Regions from separate parts of the Homo sapiens genome. Here region 2 is linked to region 1. Evidence: read pairs that join two places in POLR2A ChIA-PET (ENCODE). Cell type or tissue: GM12878. All regions are shown on one strand. Links, peaks and the distances in the headings refer to the core of each region. The heading gives the core; the rest is flanking DNA.

Region 1 (8,041 bases), core at 101-4,100:
GATACTTTTTTGAGAGGCCTGAAGGTCCTTTCCTGATATAGAACTCACGTAAACAAATAAAAGCTTCAAGTTTTAAGACAAGAAGGGTCAATTTCTTTGTTTATCCAAAAAACTATCTATGGGACTATTGGGTCAGTTTCAGTTTCGCCATGTTGCCCAGGCTGGTCTTGAACTTCTGGGCTCCAGGGATCTTCCTGCCTTGTCCTCCCAAAGTGCTGGGATTACAGGCATGGGCCACCGTGCCCAGCCAAGAGTCTGCATTTCTAACAAGCGCCGGGTAATTCTATACGTTCCATAGGAGCCTTTACTGGACAAGAGCTGGTCTTCAAGGCCCTCCAACCAGAGATTCTTCACGGAAGGTCTCATGATACCCACACATATCCCAGAGCCTGTGGCCTGGGCTCACCAGTGAGCCCTAACCTTGATCACTTTGAAATAAGGAGCTGCCCACACACAACACACCCACCAGAAGGTGCAAAGTGAAAATGGCAAAACCAAGAGTGGTGAGGATGGGGAGCAACTGGAACCCCCACTCACTGCTGCTGTGAACGTAAGTTGGTGCAATGTTTCAGAAATCTGCTTGCCACAGATTTCCCGAGGCTGGGCACATACACAGCCTATGACCCCACAATCCCACTTCCAAGGATATGTCCAACAGAAATGTGGTGGTACGTTCTCCAAAAGACACGTTCAAGCACACACACATCAGCGCTATTCATGACAGCTCCAAACTGGGAACAGCAGAGCTTGTTGACATCAGGTCAGATAAACCTATGGTCTATTCAGACAGTGGAATATTACACAGCAGTGAGAAGGAATGGATACAACTGCACATAACAGGCTGAGTTCAGTGGCTCAAACTTGTAATCCCAGCACTTTGGGAGGCCAAGGTGGGTGGAGCACTTGAGCCCAGGAGTTCAAGACCAACCTGGGCAACATGGTGAAACCACATCTCTAGAAAAAGATACAAAAATCAGCCAGTGTGGTGGCCTGTGTCTGTAGTCCCAGCAACTGGAAAGGCTGACGTGCAGGATCACTTGAGCCCAGGAGGTCAAGGCTGCAGGGCGCTATGATCACACCACCGTACTCCAGCCTGGGCAACAGAATGAAAACCAGTCTCAGAAAACAAAACAAAGAAACAACTGCACACATCAACAAGGTGAAGCACCTGGACATCATGTTCAGAGGAGGAAGCCAGGCACAGAGAAGCATACACCACGTGATTCTGTTTATAGGACGTTTGGTCACAGAAACAGACTCTGGTGATACAGTCTGATCCCCAGGGAGCTGGGGGGAGGGAAGAGAGGGACTGAATAGGCAGGAAGCTGGCACTGTTCTCTATCTCAGTCTGGGTGGTCACCACACGAGTGTGTACTCATGTACAATTCCTTGGAAGATTTGTGGACCTTACTGCATACCATAATAATTTTTTTTTTTAAGACAGGGTGTCACTCTGTTGCCTAAGCTGGAGTGCAGTGGCACAAACTCGGCTCACTGCAATCTCCACCCCCCGGGTTCAAGTGATTCTCCTGCCTCAGCCTCCCGAGTTGCTGGGATTACAGGCGCCTGCCACCACGCCCAGCTAATTTTTGTATTTTTAGTAGAGACAGGGTTTCACCATGTTAGCCAGGCTGGTCTCGAACTCCTGACCTCGAGTGATCTGCCTGCCTCGGTCTCTCAAAGTGCTGGGATTACAGGCATGAGCCGCCGCGTTCTGCCAATAATTTTAAAAACTTTTTGTATCTTTATTTTATTTTTGTATTTTTTAGAGACAGGGTCTGGCTCTGTTGCCCAGGCTGGAGAGCAGAGGCTGGAGTGGAGTGGCTCACTGTAGCCTCAAACTCCTGGGTTCAAGGGATCCTCCCACCTCAGCCTCCTGAATAGATGGGACCACAGGTGTGTGCCACCATGCCTGGCTAGTTTTTTATTTTTTGTAGAGACAGGGTCTGGCTCTGTTGCCCAGGCTGGTCTTGAACTCCTGGGCTCAAGCAATTCTCCTGCCTCAGCCTCCCAAAGTGCTAGGATTGATGGCAGCGGTGGCCCATGTGGAGCGGCCTCTGCCGTCACTCCAGCTGCAGCAAGGAGGCATGGCTGGGGCTGCACATTCTCTGGAGGTGGCAGGAGCTGGGGACAAGTGGGAGCCCCGCCCCTTTTGAGTTAGTGGGGTGGGAGCTTCCCGGATGCAGCCACAACTGCCCAAGTCGTGCCTGCAGACCTGGGCGTCCCGCTCCATGGAGCAGGCAGGAGCCCTGCCCCCTCCTGGGTACAGCTGCAGCCACCCAAACCACAGCTGCAGATTCAGGCCTCCCACCCCACAGAGCAGGCAGAAGCCTTGCACTCCCTGTCTCCAGCACACCTGCAGCTGCCCAAATTGCAGCTGTGGACCCAGGCATCCCTGCACTCTTGGTGGCCCAGGAAGACCCCCCTCCCCTCACAGGCTCAGAAGTGCCTGCTCCCACTGCCTGGCTTCTCCCTGCTGTCGGTGCCCACTCTGATCTTGGAGCAAAGCAAAGCCCGGCCAGGTGTGAACACCCGGGGCAGTGCTGACATGCTAGTCCCCTGCTGCCTCAGCCCCCTCTGGACTTTGAGCACTGACAAGCATAGAAGGGAAGTTGAAGGGGAGCTGAGGGCAGCTTGGTGCTGACCTGCAGGCACCCCTTGGCACCTACAGCCTGGGCCCATGAACGGCAGCAAGAGGCAGACAGGTTCCTTGGTGCAGGCGCTGGGTCCCCGGTGAGGCCCCACCTTCACCCAGGGAGGGTCCGAAGGCTGTGGGCCAGGCTGCCAGTCCCACAGGACCAGAGTGGGAACTTGTGGTGCCTTTTCTGGGCCCACTCACGGCCACCCATGGACCGTTTGGCATGCATTTCCTCTTCTCTGAGACCCATAAAAGCACCGGACTCAGCCAGAGCTGAGCAGACGTCAGGTCAACCAGCTGCAGAGAGCAGCTACCCACTCCAAGGCCTCCTCTGAGCTATTCTGTCACTCAATAAAGCTCTTCATCACCTTGTTCGCCCTACGCTTGTCTGCGTACCTCATTCTTCTTGGAAGCAAGACAAGAACTCGGGAACTGCCGAATGGCAGGGCTGAAGGAACTGTAACACAAACAGGGCAGAAACACGCCCGTTGCTTGCCATATTGTGGGTGAAGAGAAGGAGAGAAGAGCTGTGGCCCTTCAGGGAGCCCAGACCTGGGAGCCCAAGTCAGGACTGGGACTCCCTCTTTGGGGCCCTGTGGTTCCTGGAGCCTCCAGGCTTCCAGGCACCAATGCATTCCCCAGTGGCAGCCGTGGAGGCTGCCTGTGGTACACCTGGTCCCGCCGCAGCCTCGCAGAGAGCTGGCGCCTGTGCGGGCACCTGGTCCCTGCCCCGTTGTAGCAGCCAGTGTGCCTGACTATGCACAGTGGCCAGACCCCATGCGCACTTGCTCACACACCCCTCACTGTGCCACACCTGGCTTGCCCAAGCAAGGGTGGGATCCAGGCTGGTAGTGTGAGCCGAGCACAGCCTGCCAGGCTGAGTGGGCAGAACTAGCCCAGTGGGCCCAAGCAAAACTTGGCCAAAAGATGCCACCAGCCACAGAGGTTTCTGGCCATAAAAGCAGCACCCCAAGGATCATGCAACAAGATTACAGGCGTGAGCCACCACGCCCAGCCTAAGAAAATTTTTAATTGTAATAAAATACACATATGACTTACCACCTGAACCATTTGAAGGGCACAGTTCAGAAATGTTAAGTACATTTTTACATTGTTGTGCAACCATAACCGCCATGCAGCTCCAGAACTCTTTTCATGTTACAAAACTGAACCTTTCCACCTGTTAAGCAACTCCCATTTCCCCTCCCTCCTGCCCCAGCAACCACTATTCCACTTTCTGTTTCTCTGAATCCGACTTCTCCGGGTACCTCCTGTGAGTGGAATCAAATGACCTGTGTCCTTTTATGACTGGCTTCTTTCACTTTGCATAATGTCCTTGAGGCACATCCATGCTGTTGCATGTGTCAGAGTTCTCTTCCTGTTTAGGGCTGAATTATATTCCACTACATGTTATCTTAGTCAATCTGGGCTGCTATAACAAACTACCATAAACTAGGGAGTTTATCAACAACAGAAATTTCTTTCTCTTCTTCTTCTTCTTTTTTTTTTTTAAGAGAGAGTCTCACCCTATTGCCCAGGCTGGAGTACAGTAGTGCAATCTCAGCTTACTACAACCTCCGCCTCCAGGTTCAAGTGATTCTCCTGCCTCAGCCTCCCGAGTGGCTGGGATTACAGACGCCCACCACCACACCTGGGCAATGTTTGTACTTTTAGGAGAGACGGAGTTTCATCATGTTGGCCAGGCTGGTCTTGAACTCCTTCCCTCAGGTGATCTGTCTGCCTCGGATCTCCCAAAGTGCTGGGATTAGAGGCATGAGCCACTGCACCCGGCCAAACGTTTATTTCTTACAGTTCTGGAGGCTGAAAAGTCCAAGATGAAGGTGCTGGCAGATCCAATGTCTGCTGGGGGCCTGTTTATTGGTTCACAGACCGGAAAGAAGGATTCTTGTTGGATCTTTAATGGCGAAAGGTGTGAACCCGTTCTCATGGGATTGTTTTATAAGGGTGCTAATCCCATTCATGAGGGCTGTGCCCTCATGAACTAATCACCTTCCAAAGGCCCCGCCTCCTAATGCACCATCACAGTGGGGGTGAGAATTTCATCATATGCATTGCCGGAGGGCCCAAGCGTTCAGACCATAGCAATGTGTATTAGGTTGGTGCAAAAGTAATCGCGGTTTTTGTCATTACTTTCAATGGCAAACACCACAATTACTTTTGCACCAACCTAATATAAACCACATCATGTTCATCCATTCACCCATTAATGGGCATCTGGGTTGCTTCCACATTTTGGCTATTGTGAATAGTGCTGCTATGAACATGGGTGTACAAAAGGTTTTGTTGTTGTTGTTGTTGTTTTTTGAGATAGTCTCACTCTGTCACCCAGGCTGGAGTGTAGTGGCGTGATCTCAGCTCACTGCAGCCTCCACCTCCTGGGTTCAAACGATTCTCCTGCTTCAGCCTCCTGGGTAGCTGGGAAAACAGGCATGTGCCAACATGCCCAGCTAATTTTTGTATTTTTAGTAAAGACAGCATTTGCCATGTTGACCAGGCTGGTTTTGAACTCCTGACCTCAAGTGATCTGCCCGCCTCGGCCTCCCGAATCTCTGGGATTACAGGTGTGAGCCACTGCGCCTGGCCAGATTTTTTTGCTTTTTATAGAGATGGGGTTTTGCTATGCTGCCCAGGCTTAATCTAATTTTGTCTCCACGAATTTGCCTATTCTGGACATTTCCCATAGATGGAACCATATAATAAGTGGTCTTCTGTGCCTGCCTTCTTCCACACACCGTGTTTTCCACGTTCACTCATGGTGTAGTTTGAATGTAGTATCGTGGTTTAAAATCAGTTCTCAGAACCTCATTCCTTTTTTGTTGTTGTTGAATAATATTCCATCGCATGCCTCGGGAACTTTTTATTTTTATTTGTAATTTTTTTGAGACGGAGTCTCGCTGTGTCGCCCAGGTTAGAGTGCAGTGGTGCCATCTCAGCACACTGTAAGCTCCGCCTCCTGGGTTCATGCCATTGTCCTGCCTCAGCCTCCCAAGTAGCTGGGATTACAGGCATCCGCCACCACACCTGGCTAATTTTTTGCATTTTTAGTAGAGACAGGGTTGCACTGTGTTAGCCAGGATGGTCTCGACCTCCTGACCTTGTGATCCGCCCGCCTCGGCCTCCCAAAGTGCTGGGATTACAGGTGTGAGCCACCACGCCCAGCCAGGCCCGGGAGCTTTTAAAACATACCGATGCTGGTGCCCCAACTGAGACACACTGATCCAAGTAGCCTGAGGTGGGGCACCACGATCTGTAGAAACCTCCAGGTGGTTCCATCTGCTTCCAGTGCTGAGACTCATGCTGCTTTCTCTGCTTGGGGATTCCAGGGTAGATATTACAGGCAACATTTCAGCCCGGGGTTCCGCAGCTGAAGTGGAATCTGACTTCCTTCCTCCATTTGGCAGCACGAATGAGATGCTGACTGCATGCGTGGCACTGTGAGACCCAAATGACCATGACGGAGACTTTCCCTCATATGGTTTGGTGTCCTTAACTACTGGCACAGGAGGCCTGGTGTATGTTTAATAACAAGTAGAATGAAACAAGAATGGAAGGAGAGGACGACTGCAGGGGTAGGCAGTATTACTTAAGTAAAGCGAAGGTTCTGTCTTTGGGGAATGCTGACCCCTAAAATGGACACAGTGAGAAAAATGCTTCCACAGGGACCATATTTTGCCTACAACTTTAGGAGATTCTCTACCATGAAATCTACCCATGACCCGTAAGTTGAATCCCTTGTTTCAGAGAGAGAGAATGATGTAATTCACACATTGAACACTATTATTATTATTATTGTTATTATTTTGAGACAAGGTCTGTCTCTGCCACCCAGGCTGGAGTGCAGTGGAGCAATCTTGGCTCACTGCAAGCTCCGCCTCCCGGATTCATGCCATTCTCCTGCCTCAGCCTCCCTAGTAGCTGGGACTACGGGCGCCCGCCACCACGCCCGGCTAATTTTTTGTATTTTTAGTAGAGACAGGGTTTCACCGTGTTAGCCAGGATGGTTTCGATCTCCTGACCTCGTGATCCGACCGCCTCGGCCTCCCAAAGTGCTGGGATTACAGGTGTGAGCCACCGCGCCTGGCCTCTGAACACATTATTTTCTAAGCACTTACGACTTGCTAGGTGCTGGGACTGAAGCCATGAACAAAACAACGTCCTTGTTCTTAAGGATATTGTGATTTGGTGGAGAGAAGCAGCTAGCACACAGAGAGGCAAGACAGAGCACCCGATTGTCCAGTGGTATGGGCGGATAATGTAAGGAGGCACCCAAAATGTGTCCCTTCCAGGCACAGCAGCCCCAGGACACTTTGCTGAGATCTGGAAGCTAGGAAGGCATCAGCCATGCCCTAATGCAGAAAAGCATTCCAGGCAGAGGGAACGGCAACGTGATTTCAATTCCGGCAACTGAAACATAACGCATGTGGAGGGGTGGGGGAGATGGAGTCAGAAAGGTGGGTCGGGGCAGGGTGAGAAATCTCAAGACTATTGGAAATGGTTTTGTGGAGTGGGGGCGGGTGGGGGCTCCTTTTCCAGCACAAGGACCCAGCAATGTAAACAGGACAGACTTGACCCAGTTCTTTTGGAGCTGGGAATGTTAGCACTAGGGAACATATCTGAGTCACAGGGCACCAGTGTGTGTTAGCGGCAGTGAGTCCATACGAGTCTGCAGCAACCTCAATTCTTGCCTCCTCCGAAGAAAGAATTCGACGCAGGGGGCATAAGGCAAAGAGAGGCAAGCTCTAGAGCAGGAGTGAACATTTGTTAAAAAGTTTTAGGGCAGGAATGAAAGGAAGTCAAGTTCACTTGGAAGAGTGCCAGGCGGGCGACTTGAACGAGTCAACTGCCCACTTTGCCATTTGACTTGAGGTCTTATATGCTGGCACGCTTCCAGGGTTGCACTACTTCTCCCGATCCTTCCCTTGGGGTGGGCCGTCCCCTTAGCCGTGGCCTGCCTGTCCTTGGGAGGGGAGCATGCGCAGTGTGTTTACTGAAGTTGTGCGCATGCTCACTTGAGGCGTTTTTCCCTTACCAGTCCAGCGTTCCTAGAAGCAGGTCACAGACCAGACTCTGCCATTCTGCCTCTTAGTATGCATGCTTGAGCCAACTCTGAGATCTTATCGCAAAGCTGCTGATCATATTTCTGGTGTTTTTTAATCTATTGGGAGCCTGCCTTTCCTCAGTGCTGGCTACAACCAATTATTATTTTGGAGAGACAGTTAAATCACCTGACCATCACCTGATGGTGGCCTGACAGTCCTGGTTGGGGGGCACCCTCTCCTGCCCTGCTTATGTCTGACTGCCTACTGTAACAAGGGCAGACAGAGGGCAAACTTATTTTACAAAATGCGTCTCAACAGGTGAAAGGCGGAGGGTGGAGGCATC
Region 2 (8,041 bases), core at 1,895-5,894, 670 kb before region 1:
CAAATTTAAATATTAAATGTGCCAGGAATGTATATTTAAAGGTATATTCTGTTTTCACAATAGTTTTTAATGTCATTTTGGGTTTTCGCTTTTTTTTTTTTTTTTTAAGTTGTAGGAGGAAAGAGCAGATTCCAAGAAACACAGATGCAAGCGAAGAAAAATGAGATGGAGTGGGCAAGTTTCCCTCCTCGGAGGAAGCGGGGTACTGCCTGGGTGAGCAGAGGAAACACTAGTGCCAGGTCTCTGAAGGGCTCCCGGACAGCAAAAAGTCAGGGCAAGGAAAAGAGTCCTCACTCCCCTTGCAGGATTCAAACTGCTCAGCCCCCACCTAACCTGCTCCCCTACTGGCTCTCCCACCTCAGGAAAAGGCAATTCTGGTCAGGTACAGTGTCTCACACCTGTCATCCCAGCACGCTGGGAGCCCGAGGTCAGTGAATCACCTGAGGTCAGGAGTTCGAGACCAGTCTAGCCAACATGGTGAAACCCCATCTCTACGAAAAATACAATAATGAGCCAGGCATGGTGGCGCTCGAGGCGGGAGAATCACTTGAACATGGGAGACAGAGGTTGCAGTGAGCCAAGATCACGCCACTACAGTCCAGCCTGGGTGACAGAGCAAGACTCTATCTCAAAAAAAAAAAAAAAAAGATAAGGCAATTCCAACCCCTTTCAGCTGCTCAGGAAGAAAACCTAGGAGCCACCTGCCTCAGGAAGCCTCTGCTGCCACATCACATTCCTAACCACCCCATCCAAAATTACAGCAGCCCTTCCCCTGAAGTTCATCCTCCATCCAGACAATTTAGTAGGATGGACTCCCAGCCACAGGCTCCAGACTAGACTTATGGTCCAGACCTGGCCAACCAAAATCACAGTGATGGGTTGCAGGATGACCACATGGCCAGCCCGCTCCATGGAGGAGCGGCTGCCTGTGGGTGAAGCCAACAGAGAGAAAAGACGAGTTGACAGCCAGACAGAAAGATAATCCTGATAGTCCTTTAACACGTGGATCCAGCTAAGCTTGAAGCCAGCCCTATGTCTAGACTTTTCCATTACAAGACACCATATATTCCCATGCTGTTGAAATCAGTTTCATCAGCTTCTGCCACATTCCACTGAAAAGAGCCCTGGCTAACACACTCAGCACGGTCCCAACAACATCCTTTTGCTTCAACAGACCCCAGTGGTAACAACCTTTTGATAAGTGATAGAGGATGCACCAAACTATCATCCAATGTTTGCTGAATGTTGAACCCCAAATTTCTGGCCAACCTCTGCTTCCACCAGAGCCCTTATTCTTACTAGCAGCATTGAAACTAGTGCAACCACTTTGGAAAAAATCAAATCAATTCAACTGAGTTTAATTATAGGCCAAAAAAAAAAGGAATCAAAAGTGATAAACTCTTCGATGTTAATGCTACTTTTGGAAAATCTCCCTACAGACATAATCTAAGGGATGGAAAACTACCTTGAAAAAAAAATGTTCACTGCATCATTACTTATAACAGAAACAAAAAAGAAAGAAGGAAAGCCAGGTACAGTGGTTCACACCTGTAATCCTGGCACTTTGGGAGGCTGAAGCAGGAGGATCACTTGAGGTCTGGAGTTCAAGACCAGCTCGGGCAATATACTGAGACCCTGTCTCTACACCAAATGAAAAAGTTAGACGGGTGTGGTGGCGCACCTTTAGTCCTAGCTACTCAGGAGGCTGAGGTGGGAGGGTCATTTGAGCCCAGGAGATCAAGGCTGCAGTGAGCTATAATTGTATCACCACTGCATTCCAGCCTGGGCAACAGAGCAAAACCCTGTCTCAAAAGAAAAAGAGAGGAAAGGGAGGAAGGGAGAGAGAGAGGGAGAGAGGGAGGAGAGGGAGAGAGGAAGATAGGCTAAGTTTCTACAACTAGAATCAATAGTTAAAAGTTGTACTACATGCAAAATGATGAATGATGGACTGTACATTCCATAAAAGTGATCAATAGTGAGCCCATGGAGCAATGTGGTAAAGTTTTGTCCTGAAATGTTAATGGTGAAAGCAAGATGCAAAGTTGTATGATAATAATACAATTACTGCAGCCTATATCAGTCTCAATCTTTTCTTTTTTTTTTTTTGAGACAGGGTCTGAGGGGTCTGGCTCTGTCACCCAGGCTGGAGTGCAATGGTACTTTCATGGCTCACTGTAGCCTCAACCTCCCAGGCTCAAGTGATCCTCCCACGTCAGCCCAGCCTCTCGAGTGGCTAGGACCATGGGCATGCACCACTACATCCAGCTAATTTGTGTGTGTGTGTACAAAGACCGGCAGACGGGTCCCACTATGTTGCCCAGGCTGGTCTCAAACTCCTGGGCTCAAGCGATCCTCCCACCTTAGCCTCCTAAAGTGCTGGAATTACAGGTGTGAGCCACTGTGTCCAGCTCAATCTTTTTCATTCTTTCCCCCTAAGGACACTTTTTAGACACTTTTTTGCTAATCATCCCCTCCATGAAAAAGTAATACCACAGATACAATGTACATCTGTTTATGTACTATATGCCTATCTGTGCTTTATACATCCAAGTAAGTTTTTTTTCTCTCCTGAGAACCAGTGTTCACCCCCTTGGGGGTGATATCACCCCCACTGCAAATATACGGCCTATGTATAGACAAGACAGTGGCAGATGGAAGGTGCTTTATCTGGAAATATGCTCACATTGCCACAATTTGGAGAAATCTATAAAATCTTGGATTTTAGTTCCAAATTTTAAGAGCTCTAAGCATTTGAGTTCCTATCAGTTACCTGGAGTCAAGCAACCAGGAGGCAAGATAGCCAACATCAGTAGGACCTAGTCCATCGCCAGTTGCTAGCAGAGGTGGGGGTCAACTGTTTGCTGATGGTAGAACATGTACTTCTTGCATTCCACCATCATAGATCAATCCAGTGCCTTCACAAGGGGGAAAAAATGTTGATAGCATCACTTTTCTACTTTGAATGAAAACCACAAATATTCTTTTTTCATTCATTCATTCATTTCAGCTGATTATTTATTCTAAGTACAAGCTACTGTCAGAGAGGGCCCAGTCAGTGCCGAGGAGAAAACTGTGACCTTCAACATTCCAGAAAACTAAGAAAAAGCAGCTGGGCACAGTGGCTCACAACTATAATCTCAGCACTTTGGAAGGTTGAGACAGGATGGCTTAAGGCCAGGAGTACCAGATAAACCTGGGTAACGTAGTAAGACCCAATCTCTACAAAAAAAAAAAAAAAAAAAAAATTGTAACCCAGGCGCAGTGGCTCACACCTGTAATCCTAGCACTTTGGGAGGCCAAGGCAGGTGGATCACCTGAGCTCAGAATTTTGAGATCAGCCTGCACAACATGGCAAAACCCATCTCTGCTAAAAATACAAAAAATTAGCCAGGCGTGGTGGTGCACGCCCGTAATCCCAGCTACTCAGGAGGCTGAGGCAAGAGAATCACTGGAGCCCAGGAGGCAGAGGTTGCAGTGAGCCAAGATAGTGGCACTGCACTCCAGCCTGGACAACACAGTGAGAATCTGTCTCAAAAAAATATTCGTTAATTAAAAAAAATTTTTTTTAATAAAAAGCTGCCAAAATATACATTAACGTCAGGCAAGAAACAGCAGTAAATTACCCATTAAGCCCAAAACTCTGATATATGATGAATCTTAGAGCTCATCTGTTACACAAATTGTTTGATCACTATGGGCCTGGCTTTCCTCACCCTTGAAACAGGAATCTCAGTGTCTCCTTTACTGATGGAGACCGGGCACGGTGGCTCACGCCTGTGATCCCAGCACTTTGGGAGGCCGAGGCAGGTGGTTCACGAGGTCAGGAGATCGAGACCGTCCTGGCTAACATGGTGAAACCCCATCTCTACTAAAAATACAAAAAATTAGCTGGGCGTGGTTGCAAGCGCCTGTAGTCCCAGCTACTCGGGAGGCTGAGGCAGGAGAATGGCCTGAACCCAGGAGGCAGAGCTGGCAGTGAGCCGAGATCGCATCACTGCACTCCAGCCTGGGTGACAGAGCAAGACTCCATCTCAAAACAAAAAAAAAAAAAAAAAAACTGATGGAAAGGAGCATCCAGGAACTTAAGGATGAAGACTTACAAAAGACAAAACTTGAGTATAATGACTTTCTGGCTCTACGAGTTCTACTTTCCCAGTAACAACAAACACATATCTGAAAATCAGCATTCCTTACATAGTCTGAAGAGGTGGGCAATCAAGTATTCCTATCTACTGGGTTCTTTAAAGAAAAATAAACAAATTGTGACCACCACCCTACAATAACCACCCACACATGTCTGGCAGGCATCTTTCTTCCTGATAATCTTTTTAGGTCTACATACATATATGAATCCATAAATATTGTCTTCAGTATGTTTTAATTTGCATCAAGGTATATATTTTAGGTATAATTCTACACCCTGCTTTTTTTTTTTTTTAATTGAGATGAGATCTCGTTATGTTGCCCAGGCTGGTCTCAAACTCCTGGACTCAAGCAATCCTCCCAACTGGGCCTCCCAAAGGGCTCAGATTACAGGCGTGAGCAATCACGCCAGACCCACCCTGCTTTTCTTACAGAACATTAACGTTGAGATGCAGCCACGGTGATGTGTATGAATCCGTATCAATCCTTTTAACATTTCTGAGGCTTTCCGTCAGGTGTCCACAGCACACTAGGTTTACCTACTCCCCAATTAATGGTCATCTTAGTTGTTTCTGGCCTCATGATACCCATTTATCTTGTATATATATATTACCTAGCGCCATTCCACTGCCTGGTTATTTGTACTTAATGTATTCAGCTTTGCACCCATCTCTCCTCTGACTCTACTCAAATATTTTCAACTCAAAAATACAGCAGACTCTAATTACCAATTTATAGCACATACAAGAGACTGAAAAACACTTTATGCCACACCAAAAGGATGCAATCAGCAGAGGCCTGCAAAGGATCCTTGGGATAAATAACTCTGTTTCCTTCAACAACAAATGCAAGGGGGAAAAGGAGAGAGATTAAAGGGCAGCCTGTAGTTTAAAAAAAGACTGCTTCAAAAAACACCACCAAGAAAGTGAAAAGAGCCCAGGCATGGTGGCTCAGGCTTGTAATCCCAGCACTTTGGGAGGCTGAGGCAGGCAGATCAATTGAGGTCAGGAGCTGGAGACCAGCTGGCCAGCATGGTAAAACCCCATCAACACTAATAATACAAAAATTGGCCAGGTGCGGTGGCTCATGCCTGTAATCCCAGCACTTTGGGAGGCTGAGGTAGGCGGACCACTTGAGGCCAGGAGTTCGAGACCAGCCCAGTCAACATGGCAAAACCCCATCTCTACTGAAACAACAAAAAAGTTAGCTGGGTGTGGGGGTGTGCACCTGTAGTCCCAGCTACTCCAGAGGCTGAGGCAGGAGAATCACTTGAACCTGGGAGGCAGAGGTTGCAGTGAGACGAGATTTCTCACTGCACTCCAGCACTCCAGCCTGGGTGATAGAGCAAGACTCCAACTCAAAAAAAAAAAAAGAAAATGAAAATGAAAAGACAAACCATGGAAGGGGAGAAAATTTTTGTAAACAATAAACCTGATAAGGGACTAGTATCTAAAAATTACAGAGGATTCTTATAGATCAGCAATAAAAAGACCACCGAATGTTAAAATGGCCAAAGGATCTGAAGAGGCATTTCTCCAAGGAGGATACACAATTGGTCAATAAGCACAAGATAAGATGCTCAACATCACTAGTCACTAGGGAAATGCAAATCAAAACTACGAAGAAATACCACTTCACACTCACTAGAATGTCTATGATTAAAAAGACTCTTGGGGAAGGTGTGGAGAAACAGAACCCTCATATGCTGCTGGTGAGAACTGAAAATGGTGCAGCCACTTTAGAAAACAGTCTGACACAGCTCCTCAAATGGTTAAACAGTTACCATATGACCCTGCAATTCCACTCTTACAAACATGCCCAAGAGAAATGAAGAGACTTGCCCCCACAAAAACATGTGCGTGAACGTTCATAGCAGCATTATTATTCAGAACAGCTAAAAAGTAGAAACAACTCAAATGCCCATTTTTGATGCATGAATAAACAAAATATGATATCCACATAAAGGAATATAATGTGGCCACAAAAAGGAATGAAGTACAGATATATGCTGTAATGTGGTTTAACCTCAGGAAAATTATACCGAGTGAAAAAAGCCAGATAAGAGAGGTCACATACTGTATGATTTCATTTATATGAAATACCCACAACAGGCACATCCAGAGACAGAAAGTAGATGAGTGGTTCCCAGGGTCTGAGGGGAGGGGGAAAGATGAATGACTGCTAATGGGTACAAAGTTTCTTTCTAAGGTAATTAAAATGTTGTGAAATTAACTATGGTGATGTTTACACGGCTCTGAAAATACCAAAAAATAAAAATAAAATAAACAGGAGGTGAGGGAGAGACCTAAAAGATTTAAAACACAAACCAATGTGCACTGTTTAAACCTTACTTAGATTCTGAGTTTTTAAAATACACTATAAAATAAAATGTTATGGCCGGAGCACAGTGGCTCATGCCTGTAATCCCAGCACTTTGTGGGGCTGAGGCAGGTGGATCATATGAAGCCAGGAGTTCACAAGTGGATCACATGAAGCCAGGAGTTCACAAGTGGATCACATGAAGCCAGGAGTTCGAGACCAGCCTGGCCAACACAGCGAAACTCCATCTCTACTAAAAATACAAAACTCAGCCGGGCATGGTGGTACATGTCTATAGTCCCAGCTACTTGGGAGCCTGAGGCAGAAGAATTGCTTGAACCCAGGAGGCGAAGGTTGCAGTAAGCTAAGATCCTGCCACTGCACTCCAGCCTGGGTGACAGAGCGTGACTCCATCTCTAAAACATAAATAAAATAAATAAATAAACAAAATATTATAAGTGGGGAACAGAAGAAAGAGGAAATATTTCCATGCCACTTTATTTTATCGTGTACCAGTTACCCACCCCACAAGTGGGGAAACCCACTTTCAACTGCATTCTCAAGAAACAAAATATATCGTTGGACTTCCCCTTCCATTTTCACAGACCACTTTTTCTGCCTCAATTACAATGTTTCCAAAAGAAGGTTTTCATCCTTAATGCTTTTTCCTAAAAAGTCATTTGTTGGTTTCCTTTTCTCTTTGGCTTTAGATGTAACGATTTTTTTTTTTTTTTTTTTTTTTTGGAGACTGAGTCTCACTCTGTTGCCCAGGCTGGAGTGCAGTGGCATGATCACCGCTCACTGCAATGTCCACCTCCTGGGTTCAAGAGATTCTCATCCCTCAGCCTCCCGAGTAGCTGCGATTACAGGCGCCTGCCACTATGCCCTGTTAGTTTTTGTATTTTTAGTAGAGATGGGATTTCACCATGTTGGCCAGGCTGGTCTCAAACTCCTGATCTCAAGTGACAGCCTGCATCTGCCTCCCAAAGTGCTGAGATTACAGGTGTGAGCCATCACACCCAGCAGACGTAATGATTTTTTAATTAAATTTTAAAGTTTTCTTTCTTTTGTTTTTTTGTTTGTTTGTTTGTTTTGAGACGAAGTCTTGTTCTGTCGCCCAGGCTGGAGTGCAGTGGCTTGATCTTGGCTCACTGCAACCTCTGGCACCGGGGTTTAAGCGATTCTCCTGCCTCAGCCTCCCAAGTAGCTGGGATTACAGGCGCGTGCCACCAGAGTTTTCATATTATTTCTCCTTGAAAGATAAACTGATCAATTTCTATTGGCTTATCAATTTCATTGTCTCTTGTGCTAAAGGTAAAACGAAAAGGGTCCAGAACTGTGAGCTTGTGGCAAAGACTCCTTGGTCATAGTAAAAGGAAAAGATTTTCAGACAGTGCCTAGTCCCAGCCCTCCTCTCATAACTAGGCAAAAACAACCCCACTCCTACCCCACATGAGCTCTTGCAGAAACAACAGCAGGCAGCTCTGAGATTCTGACAATGCACCTCGTGATATTCACAGTACCAGTCACTTTAACTGATGAATGTTATTTAGTCATTACAAGCCTAGGAGATAGGTAC

Evidence for each region. Peaks named below come from ENCODE experiments on the same cell type or tissue, not always from the same donor. Only the 100,000 strongest peaks of a DNase experiment are listed, where the experiment ranks them.
Region 2: POLR2A ChIA-PET joins it to region 1 with 5 read pairs; 1 of 35 experiments calls an interaction of 5 or more read pairs at or near these places.

Annotation. Positions count from the first base shown.
Region 1 is chr16:11,303,234-11,311,274 of GRCh38, reverse strand. All of the region lies in intron 1 of LOC105371082 (a long non-coding RNA gene), which reads right to left. It overlaps MIR548H2 (microRNA 548h-2), which reads left to right and starts at 4,748; the gene lies at 4,748-4,835. In GM12878, for the core only: no CTCF peak of the experiment used is centred there; DNase peaks (open chromatin) are centred at 467, 1,304, 2,254, 3,915 and 1 weaker place; H3K4me3 peaks cover 979 bases; H3K27ac peaks cover 2,478 bases.
Region 2 is chr16:11,978,440-11,986,480 of GRCh38, reverse strand. The region is part of intron 1 of SNX29 (sorting nexin 29); the gene reads right to left. Among named protein-coding and RNA genes, the nearest start is that of SNX29, 5.7 kb to the right of the region's middle. In GM12878, for the core only: no CTCF peak of the experiment used is centred there; a DNase peak (open chromatin) is centred at 5,810; H3K4me3 peaks cover 1,102 bases; H3K27ac peaks cover 1,372 bases.